Regions from separate parts of the Mus musculus genome. Here region 1 is linked to region 2. The links are chromatin contacts, found by Hi-C in ENCODE. All regions are on one chromosome and are shown on one strand. The core of a region is the stretch at or near the end of the contact, and the rest is flanking DNA. Distances in the headings are between cores, read along the strand shown.

What was found. Hi-C counts contacts between places; a loop is a spot of excess contacts on that map.
Region 1: a loop to region 2 is called in a map of regulatory T cell, with 2.4 times the contacts of the local background. The contact joins the promoter of Lcn9 here to the promoter of Lcn8 in region 2. A Hi-C loop is called at or near these places in 3 of 37 maps with a recorded cell type or tissue (regulatory T cell and v-Abl transformed pro-B cells).

Annotation. Positions count from the first base shown.
Region 1 is chr2:25,821,842-25,824,541 of GRCm38, forward strand. It overlaps Lcn9 (lipocalin 9), which reads left to right and starts at 1,312. Exons shown (of 7, transcript NM_029959.2): 1 at 1,312-1,414; 2 at 1,719-1,855; 3 at 2,139-2,212; 4 at 2,592-2,700. The coding sequence starts at 1,319.
Region 2 is chr2:25,651,545-25,654,439 of GRCm38, forward strand. Lcn8 (lipocalin 8) reads left to right here and starts at 1,574. Exons shown (of 7, transcript NM_033145.1): 1 at 1,574-1,688; 2 at 2,617-2,747. The coding sequence starts at 1,596.

The DNA.
Region 1 (2,700 bases), core at 62-2,561, 170 kb after region 2:
GTAAAGGTTTGTGTTTGAACCAATCACAGCCTTGCTTCTTTTCCATAACCCACAGAAGTCCATCTGCTAGACCACCAAGCATGTGGACTCACCAGGAATACCCCAAGGCTTGTGGCAGGAAAAAGTCCAGCACAAACAGTCCTGGGTTAGACCAAAGCTTAGGGGCTAAAGCCAGAAAGGGCTCAACAGCCTGTGTGTAGTAGTATAAGTGGTTGAACTGAGAGCTCTTTTGCTCAAAGCAGTTGGGGAAGCAGTGGAGAGTTCAACAGCACTGGAATTATACTGCCCTGTCCTAACATCTTTATAGGAAAATGATCCTCAGAAAGGATGCTTAGATGTCCAACAACCTACCATTGATATTAACTTGTGTGGTTTTAACAATGCTTGATACCTGCCTGGTACCTGGGGGCCATTGGGTTCCTATCCTTCATCTCTGAACCACATTAGTCGGGCAGATCAATGACAGAACTACCCACGTAGGGAAGTGGCAGCCAGTGGGTGTCTGCCCTCTGGATTGACGAGGTGCTGAGCTCTTCCGGCCCTGGCTGCCAAGCTTAGCCTTATTCATTCAGAGGAATAGTCTTTCTTTCAATGCCACCAACACACCGGTGCCTGGAGGCAGTGGGAGCCAGAGACCTGTGACCCACCTGGTAGGGCTGTGCAGACATTTCCAGAACACATTTCACCACCACCTCCCACAGCCAGTCTCCAGCCGGAATGAGAACATGTCTGACCCTGTGTCTGTGTTCCTGAACCACTGTACCCTCAAACTCCAGAACATTATTCTCTCAGGACCCCTCAGCTCAGGGGTTGATGCTATGAGTACCCTCTCACTCAGGGTCTCTCCTGGAGTTTTGTAGCCACACTCTGATTTCAGTGAGATCCTCCAAGCATGGTGGCTGACTCTGCTGTCAGCTTGAGCTGCAAGCCATACTGCTGGTTTGTGAGTAGCCAAAGGCCTCAAACAGAAACACTGAGGCCAGCTGTCAGGACTCAAACACTGGGGCTCTCTGAGTTTTAACTTCTGAGCTTAGACACACAGAACAAGGACTCAGAGTCTCCCACATGATCTCAGCAGGCTGGCCTGGGTCCAGGGACCTGATAGCCAAACCCTGTTGGTCCCAACTTCCCCTGTCACTTTCTGACCCAGCTACATATCCATTCAAGTGGGTTCTGTGGCCAGCTCTAGAATGTGACCAGTTAAATGGGGACCTTTGGCTGCCTTCCAACAGGGCACAGGATGTGTGTGGACAGGCTGGCAACCGCAGAACAGAAAGGGGCATAAGGGAGATGCTAGCCAAGGTGTCCACCAGAGAGAATGGTACTACTACTAGTCCTGGGCCTGGTGCTGAGCCTGGCCACTGCGCAGTTCAACCTGCATACTGCTGTGCGGAGAGACTACAACCTGGCCAGGGTGGGCCGAGCCTTCTAAGGCTAGGCCAGGCTTCATGAAAAGCACCTGTCTCACTTTATTGGGGAGGGGGCTGACCTGGAAAAGGAGTGTCTAGGCCATGAGAGTCCCTCACATTCCTAGCCATGATGGCAACCAGAGGGTGCAGAAGGAGCTTTGGGAGAAATGGAGCAGAGGGAGGGCAGAAAAGGCAGAAGGAGGTCCCAGCTTAGAGCTAATGTTTAGAGACTCACCCAGGATTGAGACTGTGAGGGCCAAGCAGTCCCAGAGGTGGTACAGGACTCCACCACTCAGCCTTTCCTTCCAGATTTCCGGGACCTGGTACCTCGATTCCATAGCCTCAGATAACATGACTCGCATTGAAGAAAATGGAGACCTGAGGCTCTTCATCCGGAACATCAAGCTCTTAAATAACGGCAGCCTGCAGTTTGACTTCCATTTCATGTGTGTATTGCCCCCTACGCTGAAACTAGGGGAGAATATGTTCCCATGCCCCACAGGAACTTCATACACTCACACATCTGCACACTTGGGCCAGTGTGTGGACTTCACCAGCTCTTCCCTGCAGATCAGCATGATGGGATCAGGGGGTTCCTGGCCTGTTGCTGTGTTCTGTGCTCCTCTGAGTGAGTTAAGCTGAAAGGCCCCTACTGGAGTGGTCACAGAAGCCAAGGTAGGGGGATGGGCCTGGTGCTTGCTCTGATCTTCTCCCCTCACTGTCCTCCAGGTTGCAAGGAGAATGTGTAGCTGTGACCATGGTCTGTGAAAAGACTAAGAATAATGGGGAGTTCTCTGTTGCCTGTGAGTGGGGCCCTGTTCTTTCTAATCTGATTGCCAGGAGTCTTTTCTGCTGAGGCCGTGCCCACCAGTCTAGGTACAACTTAAGGGTCCACAGCCTAGCCCTCTCTCTGGACAGTACTAGCTTGGAACTATCACACAGCCAGAGTACTGTGCTGAGGTTTGTGGAGGCAGCACACAAACGCACAGATGGGGCTATAATACCCTGCTATCTACACTTCCATACCACAGTCTCCTGAGCTAGCACTGGGCATTCAAACTCTCACATCCTTCCAATGCTTGCTTTAACAGAAGCTACATAAGTCACATGGCATTCATTGCAGAAGTGAGGGGGTATACCAGTGCCCAGGCAGAGGGTATGCTAAGCTATATCTCTGTGCAGATGAGGGGAAAAACAAGGTGCTGCTCTTGGAGACCGACTACAGCATGTATATCATCTTCTACATGCAGAACATCAAGAATGGGACCAAGACCCAAGTGCTGGCACTCTA
Region 2 (2,895 bases), core at 324-2,823:
GCTCACTGTGCATTCTCTCCTAACTCATCTCTTATGCCGTCCTCACAGGCCACCCTAATGTCTTCTGTGCCTGGTTCCCTCTGGAGGGTGGGCTTCAGTGGATTTCCTGTGAGCTGTCCAGGTCTTGAGCAGCTCCAGGTGGGTCCAAAAGATTAGACTGTTCCTACAGGATGAGGGGTGCTGACCTGGGTAGAGCTGTTTTGGGGTGCCCTGGGACACTCAAGACCTATTTCTCTGCTACACAAGTTGGAGGTTAGAGATTTGGGTCACAAGGTGACTAAGTCATTTTGGGGGTGTCAGTCAGGGAGGGCTTTGCATTCAGGGTGCTTCATGGTCCCTGTTTATCCTGTTTCTTTCCTTTTTATTTGGAGGAAATAGACAATTGTGAGAAAAACTAATATTTTTAGTTTTTTTATTTTCCTAGCGAATGGGAGACTTTGTTTTAGTATCAATCACAAATAAAGTTGATTTTAAAGATAAAAGTTGTCTGCCTTAAAAAAATTCTCTGTGGTCTGAGAGGTGTTTGTTTGTTTCTGAGAGGTGTGAAAAACCTTGTCGTTGGGGCTGGGAAGATAGCTCAGCTGGTAAAGTACTTTCTTCAGAACCCATATAAAAGCCAGGCATGGTGGTGTGTATTTGAAATCACATGGTGAGTGCTGGACAGACAGAGATAGTGGGATCTCTGGGGCTCACTGGCTAGGCAGCCTAGACTACTCAGCACGCTTCAGGTTAGTAAGAAACTCTGTCTCAAAAAATAAGTAACCAGCCAATTGACCAACCAATCAATAAACTAACTAACTAGCTAGCTAGCTAGCTAGCTAACTAACTAACTAACTAACTAACTAACTAATGAAGCAAAACAAATGAAAACACAAAGTGACTTGTACTAAAGGAACAACACCTGAGGTTGAACTCTGGCTTCCACATCCATGTGACTATTTGTATGCTTTCCCCAACCAAGAACAAAGACATGAACACTATATACACAGAGACACACAGACACACAAATACCACAAACATACACACCACACACAAACACCACATACAAACATACATACCACACACAAATACCACAAACATATATAACACACACATACACAGATACCACATACAAACATATATAACACACCACACAGATAGAGATACTATATAAAAAAATATACACACACAGAATGGAGGGAATGCAGAATGCTGCAAGGTATAAGGTATAAGGTTCCTGGTTGGAGACTCAGGCCTCCTTGTTCAGTTCAATATTTTGTTATTGTTTTAAGCTTATTGTTACAAATGGAGAAACTGAGATAAATAGCTTGTCCAGTTCATAGCTCAGAGCGTGGGGCTGGACTTGGTTGGTGCAGTCTTACTGCATAGTTCATCACTGTCCACATGCTAGGATGGAGGCAGCTTAACTGTCATCTTAGCTTGGTCCTACACCTCTCTGGATGGGGGTTGATAGCATTTGAGCAGAAGCTGAGTCTCTGAGCAGCTGACAGCCAGCTTTGTCCAATGACATTCTCTAAGTGGTTGCACATGCTTGCACACTCTCCAAATATAAGCTCCCACCTTGCATAAACAGAAGCCACAAGCCAGGCCCTGAGATGGAAGCTAGGCTGCTGAGCAATGTCTGCGGATTCTTCCTGGTGTTCCTGCTACAAGCTGAGTCTACCAGGGTGGAGCTTGTACCAGAGAAGGTGCCTCTTTCTTCTTGGCTTCGAAGCCCTACTGGGGCTTAATGGAAAGTTGGACAGGGAGGGAGCAGAGTGTACAACCATTGAAGTCTCTCTTCCCTTCCATCTAACTCCTGTTGGTTGCAGCCTAGCTGTCAGGGGCCAGACCTACTCTTGGGGCCTCCATCCCTAAGACAGCAGGCAGTGTGAGTCCCTAGTAGACCTCTGAGGTCTGTGGATCTCTCCCCTCTCTGAGTTCTCTCATGTTCCACCTGTCTTGAGGCGGAGTTGCTGTCCACAAGCTGGTCACTTCAAGGGTCCTTGGTGATTTACAAATTTGGGGTCCCTTCCTGCTTCCTGGTTCATAGGGTTCCTAAGACCCTATCCCTGTGCACTGTGGAGCCAGAAGAGGACTTCTCCAGGGCAGGCAGCTTGTTGCTTGAATTCTTCCTTCTATGCCCCAATCCCCCATTCTTCCTGAGACTTCCAGACTCACACTGTAACGTCAGAGGGGTCAGGTTTTGGGGGATACAGATTATTGTCTCTTGTAACAGTAATGAGTTTCTAAAAGTTTCAGGTGATGTCCTGTGCTCTGAGAACATTGCCACTGCAGGAGATCATGATCCTGGGGAGGCTGAGATTAGTAGAACCATGCTTCATTCAGTATGAAAGCTGTAAGCCTGGATGCTTGCTCCCCACACCCTTGCTGGAAAGGTCTCCTGGCAAACCAGGAGTGAACATTGTGTCAGTGTCTTCTGGAAGGGACATTTCCCCTGGGAAGGAAAACTCGGCCGAGAATAAGTGGCTTCCAGTCTCACGACTATGGATTGCCCCTCAAGCCCATCCAACTGCTGCCCGAGCGTCCCTGAAACACCCTCTCCAGCCCAGGGGCTGGAGACCCAGTTCAGCTTGGCTGAGCAAAGCCAGGGATATCTCTAGTTCTGTTCTCTAGATTGCAGGATTCTGGAAGGAAGTGGCTGTTGCTTCTGACCAAAAACTGGTGCTGAAGGCTCAAAGGAGGGTAGAGGGCTTGTTCCTCACCTTCAGTGGGGGGAATGTCACTGTGAAAGCCGTGTACAACAGGTAAGAGACTTGGGTCACTAGGGATGTGGCCTGCTGGGAAGGAAGAGCCATATATGTAGTTGAAATTAGACAAGGCTATACCTCTTATAATGGTGGGATCATCAGTATGTGGGCTAGCCTTTTCCATGTCTATCTGCTTGGGTCTTCC